2 separate regions of the Homo sapiens genome follow, and region 2 is linked to region 1. Evidence: read pairs that join two places in POLR2A ChIA-PET (ENCODE). Cell type or tissue: endothelial cell of umbilical vein. All regions are shown on one strand. Links, peaks and the distances in the headings refer to the core of each region. The heading gives the core; the rest is flanking DNA. Region 1 overlaps LINC02669 (long intergenic non-protein coding RNA 2669). Region 2 holds the start of LOC124902537 (a long non-coding RNA gene).

Region 1 (9,554 bases), core at 836-8,835:
CATTTTAGGATCAGCTTTTCAATTTGTAAAATAGAAGGGCTGAGATTATGAGAGGAGTTACACTGAATTTTTAAATCAATTTAGGAGAATAAACTTAATTACAATATTGATTCTTAGAATCCTTCAATAATGTATGCTGTTTATTTTCTTAAGACTTCTTGAATATCTCTCAGTAATGTTTACAGTTTTCTGTGTAAAAGACTCTTGCACACATGACTTTTATTCCTAGAAATTTTATTTTTTCTGCTACTGTAAAAGTTTTCACTTTAAATAAAATTTTTACACAGTTCATTAAAGTATATGGAAACACACCTGATTTCTCACATTAGCCTTTCATCGGTAATGCTGTTAAACTCACTGACTTATTCTAATAGTTGATCTGTATATCCGAATATATTTTCTATCTACACAATCATGCTGATAATGCAAAATGACAGTTTTACTTTATCTTTCCAATTCTCACGACTTTTCCTTTGTTTGCCTTATTGCAGTGAAGAGAACATCCCGTGTACTATCGTGTAGAAGTTGTAGTAGACGCTGTGGTCTTTCCAACAACAAACAAAGTAAGTTTTCGAAGTTTTATTATCAAGTATGATAACCTCTGTAGGGTTTTCTTGAGATACCCTTTTTCAGATAAACAAAACCTCTCTCTGTAGTTTGCTACCAATTTTATTTTGAATGGGTGTTGAAAATATCAAGTGCTCATTTTGTGTCTACTGAGATGCTCCTGTGAGTTTTAATGGTAATATAATAAATCACATTGTTTGAATTTTAAATCTTGGCACACATTTATAGAATAAACCCAACTTGGTTGTAATGTATAATTCTTTTTGTATGCCACAGATTTGGTTTGTTAATATTTCGTCTAGGAGTTTTGTATCTCTGCTTATGAGAATAATCTGCCCGTAATTTTCCTATCTTACAATGTCTTTGTGAAGTTTTGTTATTAAGATTGCGCTGGCCTCATGCAGAGAGTCCGAAGCGTTCCTGCCTTTGCCATTTTCTGGTTGAGTTCATGGATGGTTAGTGTCAGCTCTCCCTGCAGTGTTTTTAGTGATTGAATGATTCAGTCCTCTGGACTTGACTTTTCTTATTGAGAATGTTTCAAATTACAAGTTCAATTCCATCCATAAAAATGGAGTTATAAAGATTTTGTACTTCTTGTTTTAGTTCTGGAATTAGTGGTATTTTTCAAGGAATGTGCTCATGCCATCTAACATTTCAAATTGATTTGCAAAACAATGGTCATGATACTCTCTGCTTCCTAACCCAAAGAACCTGCAAAAATGTTCTTTTACCTGGTAAAAGGAACTTGGCAGAGATGACTAAATCAAGGATCCAGTCACGCTAATATCTCACAAATAAGTATCTCTGTTCCACCCCTCTTCCCTGAGCTTGAGACCCTCAACACCCCAGCACAGCACTGCTAACCAAGTGCCTTACAATCTTGGATGTTCCACAGGGAGGAACCAAACCTTTGAGCCTCTACGCATCTCCCTCTCCTTCCTTTCCTGGATTCCTCTATCTCAATCAAATCATTACTCAGGTCCTTAAACTACACCTGCGTTCATTTTAGTTATCTGTTTAACATTTACTGGCTTCACATTATTTCCTCAGAAAAAGGAAAAAAAAAGTGAATTTCTTGCCCAGATCTGCAACAACTTCTAAGATCTGACCTGTAGCCACCCACACCTGGAAGCTCCAGCCTTGCCTCTCCCCAGTTCACCCAGTAAGCGCTGGACACGGGGCTGAGCTGGGACTTCGATGCTTACTCTGCCTGGAAACCTCCTTTCTCTCTCCCCACTTCTGAGGCTCCGCTCAGGTGCTGTTTTACCTGAAACCCTCCAGGCTGTTCTCTCTGGAAATGCCTCTCTCTTCTGCCCTTTATCTTCCACCTGAATGGGAGGATGTCTCATTCCTAACACTCAGGACAGGTCTTCATAGCGTTTATCCTGCTTTGTCATCTGCATGCCCCACAGGGCTGAGAGCTCCAAGGAGCTGTGAATCACACCTCCGACTCCCCCCAGGGTACAGGAACGGGGTTCAGAATGCTCTTCCCAAAGGTGAGATACAACATGAAGAGTGGTTATTTCTGGGTTATGGGATGAAGAGTAATTTTTTTGTTTTCTTTATTAGACGTTACTAAATGAACCTGCTTGGTGTTAACCACATGTGGCTTTTATAATCAGAGAAATAAAACAAAACTGACAGTAAAAATACATAGAAGAAGGATTATGTAAAATTTATAATTAAAAATTTGTTGATTTTAAATGATGGTGCTTAGAGGGTATTACCTTTGTCTTCAAATTGGAAAGCCTCAGCTGTCCGGGGTAATGATTTGCCCAAACACTCCATTTAATTCGAGTTTTACTGTCTGTATTTTGTAACAATAAGATTATTGCTTCTATACCCTACACATGCGCAGAGAGATAAAGGAAGGGTATGTTCTTTTAACTTCTTTTCTAATCTTGGGTCCAAGTCAAGGGATTTTATTTCTAATGCTTGGTCTTTACAATTTTTCTTTTTTCTCATTTCTCCTTGATTTTCCAAAAGGGAAAAGGGGAAACTCTTGGGTTTTGGTTTCAGCATTATTCCCAAAAGACTTCAAATTAATTTACAGGACTCTGGGTTGAGCGCAGTTGCCTTTCTGGCCTGAGGGTGTAAACTTTTTCTTAGGCAAATTCCCTGCTGAGTTCCCAAAATAGCAGAGAGTAAATGTAGTCCCACGTGTTTTGAGTCTAAACAGATGTATGTATGTGGATTTGTAAGTGAGTCACATCTATACTGTTCTTTTACTCGAGAGTAATTGGGCCAGGCACTGTGGCTCACGGCTGTAATCCCAGCATTTTAGGAGGCCAAGGCGAGAGGATCACCCGAGGTCAGGAGGTTGAGATCAGCCTGGCCAACATGGTGAAATCCCTTCTCTACTAAAAATACAAAAATTAGCCTGGTGTGGTGGCGCGCACCTGTAGTCCCAGCTCCTTTAGGAGGTGGAGGCAGGATAATTGCTTGAACCAGGGTGATGGAGGTTGCAGTGAGCTGAGATCGTGCTACTCACTCCAGCCTGGGTGACAGAGCTAGACTCCGTCTCAAAAAATAAATAATACAAATAAGTAAGTAGCGTAATCGGCAGAGTATTAAGGAGTCATTCTCCTGCCAGCCACGCTGAATGCACACACCCTGATGGCAGTGAACAGCGTCCACTGGATGTGAGCTTAGTGCTGAGGACCAGCACGCCTTTGCTAATGTCCTCAAAGGGAAGGCCCCTGAGGCTCGGAGAGCTGATGCCCTGCCTGGGGTCTCAGGCTTATGCCGCTGGGATGTCTCTGCTCTCCTCTGTCTCGTGACCACCATGGCGCAGGCTCTCTCTGCATCTTTCCCATCCTCCCCACCTTCCCCCTACAGTTGCCCTCAAGCTTCAGTTCCTAAAGTAGAAAAGAAATAAAAATAAAGCGAAACCAGTACGATGACTCACTGGTGAGCCAAGTATAATTTTCCTTTAATACCGCACAGCATATAAGGCTAATTTTGAGACAGCTCGCTTTCCCCCATGGAATAGCCAGATAAAGTCACTTTCTTGAGGAAACACAGCTGCTTCTAAAGAGAGGAAGAAATGACTTTCTCTGTGGTGATCGCCCGTTTGGAATGTCCCAAGGCTACATTCAGTGCCCCCTTCGCCACTTCCTCCACCTGGGAGCACCGCAGGAGTCGGAATTCCAAGTGTGGTTCATCCACAGCCTCTTTCTCATGGCCTGAAACGTGCTTTTTACTGGAAAACACTCTGATACATCCTGAAGCTAAATGCTTCTTAGAATACACTGTGATGTAACACTGTGATGGAAATCATCCCGTAAAAGCCGAGTGAGGGCAAGCATTCCCCAGTCAGGCGGCGTGAGGCTTGCCTGACGTTCACGCACTTCTAACAAGAAAGGAGGTAGCTCACACTCAACGCCGTTACTTAAGTAAGGTTAATAGAACAGCAGACAGGAAAAAGCACAAAAACTTAGGAAGACACAGAGCCATGGGCTCCCCGCCAAACACCTTCGGTGATTGCAATACAGAAGACGGCACGTGGAATCTGCCCTTGACTCCTTGAAAATACGATGTGACCGAGTTTTCAGTGTTAACAGGAACCGAGACAAAAACGTTCACGTATTTTGTTATCATCTGTGCTCTGGGACATGAGTTATGTTCTTGAAAATTCTGAGTTTGGGCTACATTATTTTAAGAGAATTCACAATAAAACCTTATATAATTATTTGTTCTGTGATGGAAATGTTCAAAGAAATAATCTCTTCCTGGGTACAAAAGTGGACATTAGGATAGACCAGAAAGATTAGTCCTCTTTATATACAAAAACAGGTTTGGAGAGAGGATTGTCAAAGAGGTGGAGAGGCAGCCTCAGAGAGAGAGAGAGAACAACCTCAGATGAGTCATTCAAGTCTGCTAAACTTCAACTTACCCAAATGAAAATGAAGATAATGATACCTGTTCTTATAAGGTCAGGCAGGTATCATTGTTATGACAGCAAATGAGATGCTTCATCTGAAAGCGCTAACCAACCTTGAGACAGTATTTAATCCCACTGAAGACACCTCTGTTCATGAGCTTTGGTGCAGAAACTAGTTTTCAGAAACAAATCAGTTTAAAAAAAGTACTTAAAATGTATTTATATAGAGTTTATTTGCATTACATTCCTAGAAACAATGTTTGGTTTTGAAAAGAGCATAGATACACTATGTTTGGCTGTAATGTGATAATTGTGTTTCCAAGAAAGCTTATACTGTTAGAGATTATTTTATAAACTATTGATTCAGTGGGAAAAGTTTGGGAATGGCAGTTGGATGGTTTCAGATTTACAACTGAAAAGTTATTTTGCAGATAGGCATTTTAGTGAGTAGGTGAGTCAGTCATCGCAGATGTATAAAGGTTAGCCTACACATCACGGAGTGATTCTTTCATTTGAACGCACTGATGCTTCTCACACAGAGTGGCCTTTCCCTCCGCTTTCCACCAGCATCATCAATTTCCAGGCATCTCACGCATTCTAGATAATATTCTCACTCACTGTTACAATGTTGAATGCACAGAGCTACTCAAAGTGTCTGTATTGCCTGGACAATAACCCTGGGTAACAACCAATTACTGGCTTCTTGGGCAAATTCTGTTCCCAGGATAATCTACCTCTTTTTAGCCATTTAAAATAATATAACCTCTTGCTATAGAATTAATGTCTGTATTGACTTTCATTTCCATTTTTAAAATAAATTAAACTTCCCACAACCCATTTCCAGGTTAGACTGAATAGCAACAATGGTGATGATAATAATAGTAATAAAATGGATCTTACTTATTGAGAGCTTACTCTAATGCTTCAGTACCGTTCCAGTGTCACTGGTGAAAGTCATTTGGTGTTGCAGTATTTTACAGTGAACGAGCGCATCAGACAACCGCTTCTCCGTGGTTCAGCTGCAGCCTATATTCCCCGGGCTACTAAATTGTAGCCACAAACCAGGGATCCAAATAATAACAAGAAGACTCCTAATCTCTGAGTGTTTAACCTAGGTGAAACTCGCTAAATACTTTGTACATAGATTATCTTATTCAACCTGAACAACAAAAGCTAACAGATAGGTACAGTGATGCTCGTTTTATAGGTTAAAAACAGTAAGCTTCAGAAAGTTGAGTATCTCCTCTAGGATATTACAGCTAGGAGTGTATCAAATCATGATTTTAACCTAGGTACAGGCAACTTCAAGGTTTGAACTTTAAATCATGGCTTCATTTGAGGGGAACAAAAGAATTATTATAAATAATTTTATGTGTCTCAACATAGCAGAATGTTTAAATTTCTATTAAAGATAGACTACCTTACAAAGCGAGGTATAAATTATAAAACAAACAACTTTATTAGAGCCACACTCAGTGTGTCCATATCCTAAGCCATCATCTGCTTCCATGGAACATCTGTGAATTGGCAGAGCTGGACTAGCTGTCTGAACTCAACACAAGCTACAGACTTAAGTTTATAAAGAACTTGCGTATATATTTATACACACATATATGTATATATACACACACACATATATATATGTATATACATACACATATATACACATACACATATATTCAGAGGGAAAGTTAGGGCAGGAGGAACACTGTCCAGACAGATTTGGGGTCATGGAAAGAAAACTGTTTTCTGGCCCTTTGATTTTTAATATGTGTCTTTTTTTTTAACTTGTATTTTAGGTTCAAGGGTACATGTGCACATTGGTCATATAGGTAAATTGCATGTCAGAGTGGTTTGGCATATGGATTATTTCATCACCCAGGTAATCAGTATCCAATCAGTAGTTTTCTCTACTCTCCTTCCTCCCACCTCCACTCTCAAGTGGATTCTGATGTCTGTTGTTTCCTTCCCTGAGTCTCTGTGTACTCAACGTCCAGCTCCCACTTATAATTGAAAGCATGTGGTATTCGATTTTCTGTTCCTGTGTTAGTTTGCTTAGGATGATGGCCTCCAGCTCCACACACGTCACTGCAAAGGACATGATGTTGTTTTTTTTTTCTTTATGGCTGCATATTATTCTATGGTGTATATGAAACATTTAACCTTTGCCTGGATTCAAAAAGACTTCCGAATAAACGAAAGCCTTCCCCAACCCCTTGCCAACCATACCTCCTCAATTCAGAATAGAGACATAAAGCTCTTCTTTCTGCAGTCGCCAGGAGAAAATACTTTATGATCTAAAACCAGTGTTAAAGTTGTCTATATCTAATAACACTGTGGAGCAAATAAATTCATTTGCTTAATTAGGGGTATATCTGGTAACTTATTTATCTTCATCAAGGGTTCACTGGAAAACTACACTGCTTAAAAGTTGATCATGATGGAGATTATTTTGATATATGTTAATGCCTCCATGAGCAAATGCTATGGGCAGTTTTAAGATGTTCCAGATTAAATCATCACAGCCATACTCCTATAACAGTATTTATGGATCATAAACTATATGATTTATCTACAGTATCACGTATCTATACGATACCTGATTTATCACAGTACTAATTTCTTTACATATACTATCTCATTTGGATCTTACAACACCTTCAAATATATAGGCACTAATACCATTCTCAATTAATTGATGAAGCATTTGAGGCTTAAATAGGTAAATTGCCTTGAAATAAAAAACTACATTCATAACCAACTGGTTAAACTTCACCATTCAATTTTTACGGCCAATAACGTAGAACTTGGGGCTTAAACGAGCCAATTATTTGCAATTATTTGCATGAGGGTTATAGTGATCAACACCTACCTTCTGTTTCACAGTGGGCAAGTCTATGCAAACCTGTCCCCAAAGTCCAAGGAGGCTGAGAGGCCAAAGAAAGAGGCTGGCAAATCCAGTCTCTTAAAAAGAAACATTTAACAGTGTCTTACAAACAGAAGCCACGTCTGTGTCTTAGGGGACTAGACAAGAGAATGGATCCCCGCCATTAGCCCCAGACCTGGAGCTCATGTACCAGGGAAAGGGTGGTTCAGAAGAGACATGCAGGACAACTGAAGTATGACAACATCACAGTTGTTTGACCTACAGGCAGGATTTATGCTAAGTGCCTGCTCTAACACAAGGAACAATCGATAAACTGAAAATCTTGGAGGCCTTCCTGGAACTGGGGTTCATCAAAGCCAACATGGGAGATTAGCTTCCAAGACAGAGTCTCTTGGCCTTAGTGGTGCTGCCTGCAGCATTCTAGCACCCACCTCCACATAAAAGCGAGAGGTGGTTCCCATTTATATCGGAGTCTTGGAAGGATCCATACATTTCATGCAGGGATGTCAGTCACGGCCAGCTGATACACTTATACAACATTACTGAGACCATAACTTTACAGTTTTTGTTCTTTCAATGTATCTCAAGGCCTGATTCTGAGAAATAATACTGCTGGGGAATTGTACAAATGATATGCATTTCATTCTTCTGTTCTTCACTGCATAAAAGAAACAAACTGTGAACTCGGACTTTATCTGCCTGACCCCAGATGGAGGAGCTTGTACTGCCTTGTCATTAGTGTTGGGCTCTTGACTTACATGGAGGGGTGCATTTCGACATGCCGCAGAAAGGTTTCCCAGGACGGGCAATCAGAGGAGGTTTGTCATCTGCTCATCACCCAGTATCTTCCTTATTAATAATACTCAAGAGGGAATTTTGTCTGAATACTTCAGAGCTGGTCGTGGGGATTGGGGGAGGTAAAAACAACAGAAAATAAAGTTTCATTCAAAAATTTAATCTGTATTTTTCAATGTTTTCTTCCTTTTTATTGATACATAATAATGGTACCTATTTATGGGGAACCTATGATATTTCGATACATACGTACAATGTGTAATGGTCAAATAGAGTAATTAGGACATCCATCACTGCAAACATTTGTCACTTTTTGTCATTATTTTTCAATGTTTTCTTCCACTTTACTGATACAAAACAATGGTACATATTTATGGGGAACCTGTGATATTTCGATACACACATACAATGTGTAATGGTAAACGAGGGTAATTAGGATATCCATCACTGCAAACATTTGTCATTTCTTTGTGTTGAGAGAACTTCTGTATTAGTCTGTTTTCATGCTGCTGATAAAGACATACCTGAGACTAGGTAATTTATAAAGAGAAAGAGGTTTAATGGACTCACAGTTCCACATGGTTGAGGAGGCCTCACAATCATGGTGGAAAGTGAAAGGCATGTCTTACATGGTGGCAGACAAGAGAGAATTGAAAACCAAGTGAAAAGGGTTTCCCCTTATAAAGCCATCAGATCTCACGAGACTTGTTCACTACCACAAGAACAGTATGGGGGAAACCACTCCCATGATTCAATTATCTCCCACTGGGTCCCTCCCACAACACATTGGAATTATGGAAGCTATAATTCCAGATGAGATTTGGGTGGGACACAGCCAAACCATATCAATTTCAAATCTCTTCTAGCTATTTTGAAATATACAATAAATTATTGCTAACTATAGTCATCCTATTGTATCATCAAACACTAGAACCTATTTCTTCATCTAACTGTATGTACCCATTAACCAACCTCTCCTTATCTCTCCACCCTTCCCAGCCTTCAGTTACCATCATCTATGCTCTGCCTTCATGAGGTCAACTTCTTTAGAGTCTACATATGAGTGAGAACATGCATGACCCGTCTTTCTGAGCCTGGCTTATTTCACTTAGCATAGGTCCTTCAGTTCCATCCTCACTACCGCAAATGACAAGATTCCCTTCCTTTTATGGCTGAATAGTATTCCACTGCGTATATGCACCACATTTTCTTTATCCATTCATCTGTTGATGGACACTTAGGTTGATTCCACGTCTTGGCTATTGTGAATAGTGCTATGATAAAATAAGTATTTCTCAAAAGGAGACATACACATGGCAAATACGAATATATTTAAAATGTTCAACATCACTAATCATCAAATACAAATCAAAAGCACAATGAGATACCATCTCACCCCAGTTAAAACAGCTATTATCAAAA
Region 2 (9,554 bases), core at 452-8,451, 210 kb after region 1:
AGGAAGGAAGGAAGGAAAGAAAGAAAGAAAGAGGAAAGGAGAGGAAAGGAGGGAGGAAAGGAGAGGAAAGGAGGGAGGAAAGGAGAGGAAAGGAGGAAGGAAAGAAGGAAGGAAGGAAGGAAGAAAGGAAGGAAGGAAGGAAGGAAGGAAATAATTTAAAGCTATTATAAAACAAATCCCAGGCCAATCTTTACATCCATAGTGTCAAATAGACTTTCTGTGTTGCTTTCTCAATTACCTACTGAATGGGTGTGTGTTGATGAAGGGTTAACTCTTTGAGAACAAGGGCATGCATCATAATTGCCTGACATCCACCCCAGCGCTGAGCAGAGGCCCTGGCATGCAGGGGGCTTAATAGATATGTTGCTGTTCTTAAGAGCCATAGGATTCTGGAGAGATAGTTACTGATGATCCCAAGTTGATGCAGGTTACTTTGAAACACAGATGCATAAAATTGGCCCCAGGCTCATTTTTAAAGAGAGAAAAATATTTGTTATAAGAAAATAAGCTAATTTTTTTCTTTCTGCATTTGCCTCTCTGATGGTATAATTTATGAACACATGTACAACCTTAGGCTGAAATTGAATAGCTGAGCATGGTCAACAGTGAAGGGTAGTAACAACATTGACATGTTTGAGGTTAAAATGTTCCCCATTTTTTAACTGCAGCGTAAACCTACAGTCCTTATTATGCCCCATAAATAATAGCAGCAACCACAACAAAAGAAAAACTATAAAAATTAAATTGTGAAAACTAAATTATTTATGTGATTTCATTTGTTAGATGTATTTTGTGCCACTGAGCCTGGCTTCCTTCTGATGTCATAAGACTATTAGGAACTGTAATAATCTTCAGGGGATATGAGATTTATCAGCTCTTGCAGAATGGGATGGGAGCCAAAGGAGGAGATGAAGGGAAACTGGTGAAATTCATCAAGTTGTGCTCTGTGTACTGGCCAAGAGAATGCAGTAGGTTATTATTCAAGCATTTTCCACAGTAGGAACACAATTTGACCACTACCATATGTTGAATTTGAAATTACATGTTATCCTTTTCCAAAAACAATCCCATAAGAATGTCCATACTTTTGTCAACAAATGGCTTTATCCACTAAAAAGGGACACACATACAGAAAGAGAGAAAGTGTTGATATTTACTAGCTCACTGGGAGACATAACATTTTAATCGTGCTACACAAGCCAGACTGGCTTGTGATGATGGAGAGACGGGGTGATGAGACTCCAATACATCACTGTTTCCTTTGCCGTAAAAAAAACAACGGCATCCGTCTCCCTGTGGCATGTGAATGGGTTCCAGTCAGTGGCCTTGAAATATGAGGCTTTCCTCTTCACTTGAGGCGATATTGGAGTTATTTGGAATAGATAGGAGCCATCTTTCCAGTCCTAACACAAAACAAAGGCATCATTGTAGGAGCAATTTTGAAAATGTATGAACTTCATAAAATGTTCCATTTTCCACATTGTGAGTTTGGCTTGCACAGTCGAAACATCAGAGCTCAGAAAGACTACCTATTAAGGTCTCAACCCTTTAGCCTGAGTGTCTGACATTAACAAAGAATAAAGTATGTATCCTATGCAACAGTCATCAATAGTGAGACAGGAAATAAATATGTCACTTTGCATGCCATCCAACCCCAACAGCCAAGGTAGCCAGCAGGTTCAGAGATGTTTCAATGAAGCTGTTCTGCATTTATGTTTATTGCTAAAGCCATATTTTTAATTTCCACATGATGAGGTTTTAAAAGAGTTTCTGTTAGGTCTACAGTAAAAGCGACTGCCTTAACATATTAGTAAACAAAATGGAATATAAATGTGTTGGTTATTTTGTTTTCTTTCCAAAATGAATCAATAGCTCCAAGGCACTTCAAAACAAAATCCACATCAAAAATAAGCTGACACGATAAACTATTGTGGTGAGCACATGGATGCCAAATCCCCCAGCCTTTCCTTCAGGCTTCTAAACACAATACATGTGGATGGCTTTGAAGGAAAACCAAATTTCACTGAAAGACACTGGACTCACCAAGAACTACGTGTTTCCTAGCAGAGTTGACAGGACTCTAGGACTCTAATTGTTCTCAAAGATTCAGCTCATTCGGTTATTCTTGATCACTCGGGGAAATGGGGTCTGACCCACTGGCCAAGTGTAAAAAGAAATAAGCAAGTGAAAAACCATGAAAGGCAATTTTGTGAAGTATTTTGGAATTGTTTTTCAATTGATGTTCATCATTTCCTCAATTGAACTGTGAATTTTCTGGCTGGAAGAAAGCCCTGTCTGCTCCTACAGAGAAAACCACACATTCGTGCCCAGAACTGTTTTAAAACTCAAGTCAGCCTGCAAATGACATAGATGTGGGCTGTGTTTGTTTGTGGGGTGTGTGTGTCTCCCACACAGCAGAGATTATGTGACTTACTTTGACCTGTGGATGCAGGCAAGAGGGGGAACGTAGAAGTGAGATATTTTTGTTTGCTTTTTAAAATTTGTATTTTAAAATATTTATAGATTCATACGAAGTTGAAAAGCTACTACAGAGATGTCCTTTGTCTCCTTTATACAGTTTCTCCCAGTGGGTGAATCCTGCATGATTATAGCACAACAGAAACCCAGGAAGCTGTCCCTGGTACAAGGTGTGCCTGGTACCATGTTACCCCCTGTGCACATCTGTGCAGCCACCTCTGTGATGGACGTACAGGACATTTTATCACCATTAAGATCTCCCTGGAGCTACCTGGTGGAATTGTGTCCCCCAAAACAATAGGTTGGAGTGAAGTCCTTGGCCCTAGTCATGCTGACTATGACCTTATTTGAAAATAGGGTCTTTATGGATGTAATCAAGAGAAGATGGATGAGGTCATACTGGAGTCGGGCGGGCTCCAAATCCAACAACTGGTCTCCTCGTGAGAAGCGGGGAAGAGGCACAGAAGTCCACATTGGGGGAGGCCATGGGAAGATGGACGCAGAGGCTGGACGGATGCATTTAGGAGCCAAGGATGCCAAGGACGCTCAGCGGACCCTGGAAGCTGGGAGAGGGGAAGAGAGATCCGGATCCCCCCTAGGGCCTTCAGAGGGAGTGTGGCCCTGCCCACGCCATGATTTCAGACTCCTAGTTTTCAGAATGGTAAGAGGATAAATTCCAATTGTATTAAGCCACCCAGTTTGTGATCATGTGTTATGGTAACCCTGGAAAATGAATACTTACATGTTTACAGTCACACGCTCCTCCCCTCCCCAACTCCACCATCTCTAGCTCACGACAGCCACCAATCTGTTTCCTATCACTATCACTTTGTCATTTTGATAATGTTATATGAATTGAATTCTACAGCATGGGACCTGTCGGGGTTGGCTTCTTTCACTCAGCATAATGCCCTTGAGATCTACCTGTAGCTTGCTGCTGTCTTTGCTGAGTAATATTCCCGGGTGTGGATGGCCACAGCTTGCCTACCCGTCCACCGAGTGAGGGGCATTTTGGAGAGTTCCATTTTTTTGCTATTACAGATAACGCTGCCATAAGCGACCATGCACAGTTGTTTCTGCAAACGGAAGTTTTCATTTCTCTGGATAAATGGCCAGGAGAGCAGCTGCCGAGTCCTACTGGGAAGTGTATGTTTAGTTTCTAAGGAGCTGCCTGTTCTCCGGAGTGGCCTACACCTTTGATACCCACACCAGCAATGTGTGGATGATCCTGTTTCTCCATGTCCTCACCAGCGTCTGGTGTGGTTACTCTTTTCTAATTTAGCTGAGCCAATAGGTGTGTAATAAGAACTCATCGCATCTCTCTAACAGCGAGTAATGTTGAACATCTTTCCACGTGCTTTTTCGTCATCCACATGTCCTTTTTAGTGAAATGTCTCTTCATGTCTTTTGCACATTTTCTAATTGGCTTGTTTGCTTTACTGTTGTATTTAAGTGTTCTTTACATGTCTAGATAACAATCCTTTGTCAGATATGTGGTTTGCAAGTATATTCTTCCAGTCTGTATCTTCTCTCAACAGGGTCCTTCTCTGCACATGATCTTAAGGCTAACAGGGTCCTTCAAAGAGCCAAGCCTTTTTTGATGAAATCCAATTTATTGATTTATTTCTTTTATGGACTGTGGTTTTGGTGACATGTTTGCAAACTCTAGGTCTTGAAGATTTTGCCCTATGTTATTGTCTAAATGTATAGTTTTATGTTTTATACTTGAATCTATGATCCATTTTTAGCTAATTTTTGTATAAGGTGTGAGGCTGAGGTTTCTTCTTTTGCTTATAGATATCTAATTTCTCCATGGCTTCATTTATTTATGCAATTTTACACTAAAATTAAATAAACATCCTTTTTCCTTTTGTCTCATTTTCCTGCTGGATGCTGTTAGCAGATAACAGTCTCAGTGCACCTGCTAATAATGTTTACCTCTCCTGGGAGCTGATCTGACACAATTTTAGGAAGCTAGCAGTCTCACAAAACAGGAGTCTAGAAATTGAGACAGTTCAGTGAGATTTTCTTATCAGGAAACTACTCCTGGAACAAGGCAAGATATAAGAAAAGAAGAGATTGTTTAAAGAACAGGAAGTTAACAAAAAATCCAGGAAGCAGTTGGACCATCGTAAGAGTGCTCAGAACTTCAAGGGGGTGGAAAGGCCCCTATGCATCCTGGACTTCCTTCCGAGGGCCACAACTGAGGGGTCTGGGACTAGCGTCAGTCACCCCGGAAGCTAAACCAGTCATCCTGGACTTCCTTCTGAGGGTCACGACTGAGGGGTCCAGGACTAGCATCTGTCACCCCAGAAGCTAAACCAGTCATCTCCATTGGATTTCCAAACACCCTCTCAATATCTAATAAAACATCCTTTTAGAAATACCTCCAGTTACAAAAGAAACCACCAATAACTGCATTTCTTTAATTGCACACACACACAGACACACACACAGACAGACACACACAGACACACACACACACACACAGAGTTATCAAAAATGATGACATGCTAATTGAACATTTCTTATTCACCATACTTGACTGAATCTAATGTTGACTGTTTTCAAAATAAAAACTCCACCGTCATAGGATACATGGCTAGCATTCAAAAAAAGAGACAACTGTAATCCCAGCATTTTGGGAGGCCAAGGTGGACGGATCACCTGAGGTCAGGAGTTTGAGACCAGCCTGGCCAATATGGTGAAACCCCTTCTCTACTAAAAATACAAAAATTAGCTGGTCATGGTGGCAGGTGCCTGTAATCCCAGCTACTTGGGAGGCTAAGGCAGGAGAATCACTTGAACCTGGGAAGCAGAGGTGAGCCAAGATCATACCACTGCACTCTAGCCTGGGTGACAGAGCAAGACTCTTTCTCAAAAAAAAAAAAAAAAAAAAAAAACAAGAGAGAGAGAGAGGCCCCAAAATATTTTTTTTGTAATTCTCATTGCCTCATTTTGGAAGTATGCACCCTTCCAAAGGGATTATCTTGAAGGAAACAACACTTTTCAGTGTATACGTTTGAGTATGCTTCTTTAAAATCCGTAAACTTTGAATCACTTTATTTTATTGAGATGTCAACATGTAATTGAATGTGCTAGGGAGAACTCACCTGACAGTTTTCTAAGTGCTTTCTTTCTGAGTCTCTGTTCAGCTGGCAATCCCCCACTTTATTATGTGATCTCCCCCCACATGTTTTTCTTGGCCAGGAGGAGAACATCACGGTGCAGGGCAAACACAGGGGCTGGGATTTACGCAAAGACAGTGGATAACACCAACCTATCTCTTCTCTTTCTTGAAATCTCATTGTAAAATACAGAAAATGGTCTTCTGAGAGATAGAGACTCACAATCATTGTTTTTAAGAAGAAGACAGGAAAGAGCAGCAGTGAGGTTCTGGGGCTAAGCAGAGAGCTTCTCAGTGCTGGGGCACGGCACGTTGCTCAGATCAGCTTTCCCGGTGAGAGTAACAGAACGCGGAAGGAACTCTAAGAAGCCTATTTAAAAATGACTGACTAGCGGATGTGATAGAGAGCGATTATCAGGGTAGACCATAAGCCTGTAACACAGAGGGGGTGGCCAAGCACAGCCCAGCTTTCGTCCCAAGGATGCCAGCTAAACCAAGGAAAGGTGAACTGGAATTTCATGATCTCTTAAAGTTTGGAGACATGGGAATGTGGGGGCTTCAACAGGAAGTCCTGCTCTCCTAAAGCCGGGATCAGAAAAGGCCACACTCTCAGCAGAAGAGTAAAACCCCACCCTGAAACACAGGATGGATCCACGTGCTCCGGATAAAAGGGAAGGTCGAAAAGCTAACAGAGTTCGGATACAAAACAGAACAAAGACGAAACAAAAAGCTGCAGCCGAACCCTACCTGCTGCTCCATGTTGAAATCTGCCTCCTCAAGTCGGGAGCGAGACCAGAAGGAACACCCGAGACTCCGACATCAGCGTCAGCTGCAGGGGCTCCCGGAAGGACAAGGTGAGAAAAAGAAGCAAAAGGATTGGAAGGAAAACAACAAGGAAAATGGATATAATCTGCATTTTTAGATCATATCACGGTGAACATAGGAATTTTAAAATAGTAGAATGAATAAGAGATTTTGGCCAATTTTCTGACAACCCAAGCAGAATGGTGGGTGTTGGGTGGGGGAGTTTGCCGCTGAAAATGCCAACGTGGCTTTGAAAACCTGGGGCGTGCTTGTTTAGGGATTTGGGTTTGAAAACCTGGGGCGTGCTTGTTTCGGGATTTGGGTTTGAGCTCCTAGTTGGAAGAAAAGATGGTGAAGAATTTTGAGAAAGGGAGTGGCATGATGTAAATGATGCCATCTTTTTAAGGATCACTTGGGTTGGTCCAGGAAATGTGGGGTGTGGCCGGGAGGGCAGTTGGAGGAGGGGGAGGGGACAAGCAACTGGGACCGGGGGAGAGGGGAGAGGGGGAGTTCAGCTGGGGACGCCTGCAGGACGTGAGGCTTGCTGGACCCCAGTGGACTGATGGTGGGTCTGAGAGAGAAAACTCAAGAATAATGTTTAAGTTTGTGTCTTAAATGAAAGCTAACTCAATCCCAGTGACTTGGGAGACTGAGGCAGTAGGATCGAGGGAGCCCAGGAGTTTGAGGCTTCAGTGAGCCACGATCGCACCACTGCACTCCAGCCTGAGTGACAGAATGAGAGCCTGTCTCATAATAAAATAAGTAAAATAAAATAAATAAAATAAAAATGTGAACAATGATGCTATTGACATAAATGTGGAGGGTTGGAGTCGGGACGTGGTTGAGGGAGCAAATACTGAGAAAGCTGCGTCCTATAAAAGGTGGCATCCATTCAAAAACCAAGTGGCGTCACTGTGGGAGAAGTTGGTGGCAGTTCCTCTTCCTTCTCAGCCCAATTTCATCGCCAGCCCATTCCCCTGGTAACTCCATGTCCCTCACTTCCCTCATCCTGATCAGGGATGACCGAGACCCATGAGAAGAGAGCCTTCACTGGCCCCATCAGGACCCAACTAGGACTTGCTTCCACCTGTTCTCCTCTTGCCAGAGATAAACCCACGACGCTATTGCCCGAGCCACTGCTGTGGGGCTTCATGCCCTGGGTCCCGTCCCCCTCACTAATTCAAGCACATGTCTGCAGCAGCTCTCTCTCCCCGCCTACCATTAAATTTCCCCCTTTCAGTCAACTGGGGGCCTCATGACCCACAGGCATCCCTCAGCTGAATCGTTCCTATCAGCATCAAAACCCATCTATCATGTTCCAATTTTATATAAAGTCACCCTGTCTACACCGCGTTCCCCACCAGCTAGTAACTCCGTTCTCCCAGGGCAGGCATGGTCTGGATGTCTACCAAGCCTCTTGACCGTGTGTAGAGTCAGGGCTCTCAGAGAAACAGAACTGGTGGGAGCCATACCTTTATCTAGGGTGAGATTTACCTTAAGGAATCGGCCCATGTGACTACAGAGGCTGAAAATCCCCACAATCTACTGTCCACCATGAGAGGCCTCAAAATCTACCATCCACCGTGAGAGGCCCAGATGATCTGCCAGCAGGATCCCAGCTCACAGGCAGAAGAGCCATATCTCAGCTTTGTGTGTCAGACACACAGAGAGAGTAGTCTCCATTCCTTGGCCTTTCTGTCCTGCTCAGGCCCCCCACAGATTGGGTGAAGCCCACCCACCCTGGGGAAGGCCACCTGCTTTACTCAGTTCGCCAATTAAAATGCTGGTCTCTTTCAGGAACTTCCCCACAGACATACCCACAAATAATGTCTTACCAGCAACCTGGGCACCCCTTAGCCTAGTCGAGTTGACATGAAGTTGTCCATCACTGTCCCTCCAAGTTAGTGACACATTTCTAGACATCACTTGCGGTTACGGCCGGCCATGTGACTGAGTGCTGGTAATGAAACACTCCTGGGAGTGACCCAACTCCTCCCCGGCCCATGAAATGCCAGCACCAGCAGAGCATGTCCCTGTGTGTCAGCCACGTGGAGAGGACCTTAGAGATGCTGGGATTTGAAGGAAGCTGTCCTTACAAGACTCTGTGGAACAGGGATTTCTCACCTCCCCCCTCAAATTCCCACCCCATTAGACTTGATCAACTTGAGCGAAAAATAAAATCTAGTGTTTAGCCACAGAGATGTTGGCTTCCTTGTGAGAGAAGCTGCCGTGACTTACGCTAATTAATCGACAACCCCAAAGCTGCCCAGGCTTGCTGTTTCTGTCTCTTTCCTCCGATTTCTTTTGAAGCCACTCTGGTTGATTTCACCTCTGCTAGTCCTTGGGGACAGCTTGTGCCAGACTTCCCAGGGCATCTGTTTGCCTAAACCAACAGTGAATGTGGAGTCCTCCCCTCCCCTGACTCTCAGCACCGTGGGATACACCTGGTCACCCCCACCCCATCACATTCCTCACCCAGCTCCTGGGGCTCCACTCCTCGCCCCGTGCTCCTCCCACTTTACTTGCTGCTCCCTCTCACTCTCCTTTGCTGCTGAATTAAAGGTCAAGTGTTTGAAACATGGTGAGAGAACTTTCAACCCTCTATCTCTCTTCATAGAGGCTCCCCTCCTAATCCCGCCACTCTTTTACATTCAACGCCAATGTTCGACCCCAATCAACAAGGGTGAGGCTATGGGAGAAGGAGTGCTGAAAACGGCCGAAAATGTCATGTGGCCCAGGGAACGTCTTCCAGGAGGGAGTTTGGGTCAGAGTTGGGGCTGAGCAGAACCGTACCGGGTTCAGATCACTGGCGAGGTATGGGATGTGGCACGGAGACCCTGGTAACAAGGATGCAAGGTGGGCTGGCTGGTTGCGGTGGCTTCAGAGCGCAGTGTGGATGATTGGTGCTAGGCAAAGCCAGCTCTGCGGGGCTCTGCGGCCCAGCACAGGGAGGGAATAAGACAGGGAGTAAGATGTGGATACAGGTGTCCCTTCCAGGGGCGTGGGAAGTGCCACAGGCCTTCCTAAGTTCTTCCCAGCCCTCAGTGAAGACAATGCTTAGGGTGGGAATCCTGAGTCTACTGTGATTGAATAACATACACAGGTGCAGGTGGAGGCCATGACGCTGGCTCTTCATCGTCATGCG

What was found. ChIA-PET counts read pairs that join two places held together with the same protein. Peaks named below come from ENCODE experiments on the same cell type or tissue, not always from the same donor. Only the 100,000 strongest peaks of a DNase experiment are listed, where the experiment ranks them.
Region 2: POLR2A ChIA-PET joins it to region 1 with 10 read pairs; 2 of 35 experiments call an interaction of 5 or more read pairs at or near these places.

Annotation. Positions count from the first base shown.
Region 1 is chr10:3,488,662-3,498,215 of GRCh38, reverse strand. It overlaps LINC02669 (long intergenic non-protein coding RNA 2669), which reads left to right. Exons shown (of 5, transcript NR_155743.1): 3 at 492-563. The region is part of intron 1 of LOC105376360 (a long non-coding RNA gene); the gene reads right to left. All of the region lies in intron 1 of LOC124902538 (a long non-coding RNA gene), which reads right to left. LOC107984192 (a long non-coding RNA gene) reads right to left here. Exons shown (of 2, transcript XR_001747329.1): 2 at 6,574-9,554. Among named protein-coding and RNA genes, the nearest start is that of LINC02669, 9.4 kb to the left of the region's middle. In endothelial cell of umbilical vein, for the core only: no CTCF peak of the experiment used is centred there; no DNase peak of the experiment used is centred there; H3K27me3 peaks cover 1,082 bases.
Region 2 is chr10:3,273,892-3,283,445 of GRCh38, reverse strand. LOC124902537 (a long non-coding RNA gene) reads left to right here and starts at 5,743. Exons shown (of 2, transcript XR_007062361.1): 1 at 5,743-6,459. LOC107987146 (a long non-coding RNA gene) reads right to left here and starts at 6,729. Exons shown (of 2, transcript XR_001747320.2): 1 at 6,353-6,729; 2 at 1,136-1,403. In endothelial cell of umbilical vein, for the core only: no CTCF peak of the experiment used is centred there; a DNase peak (open chromatin) is centred at 4,525.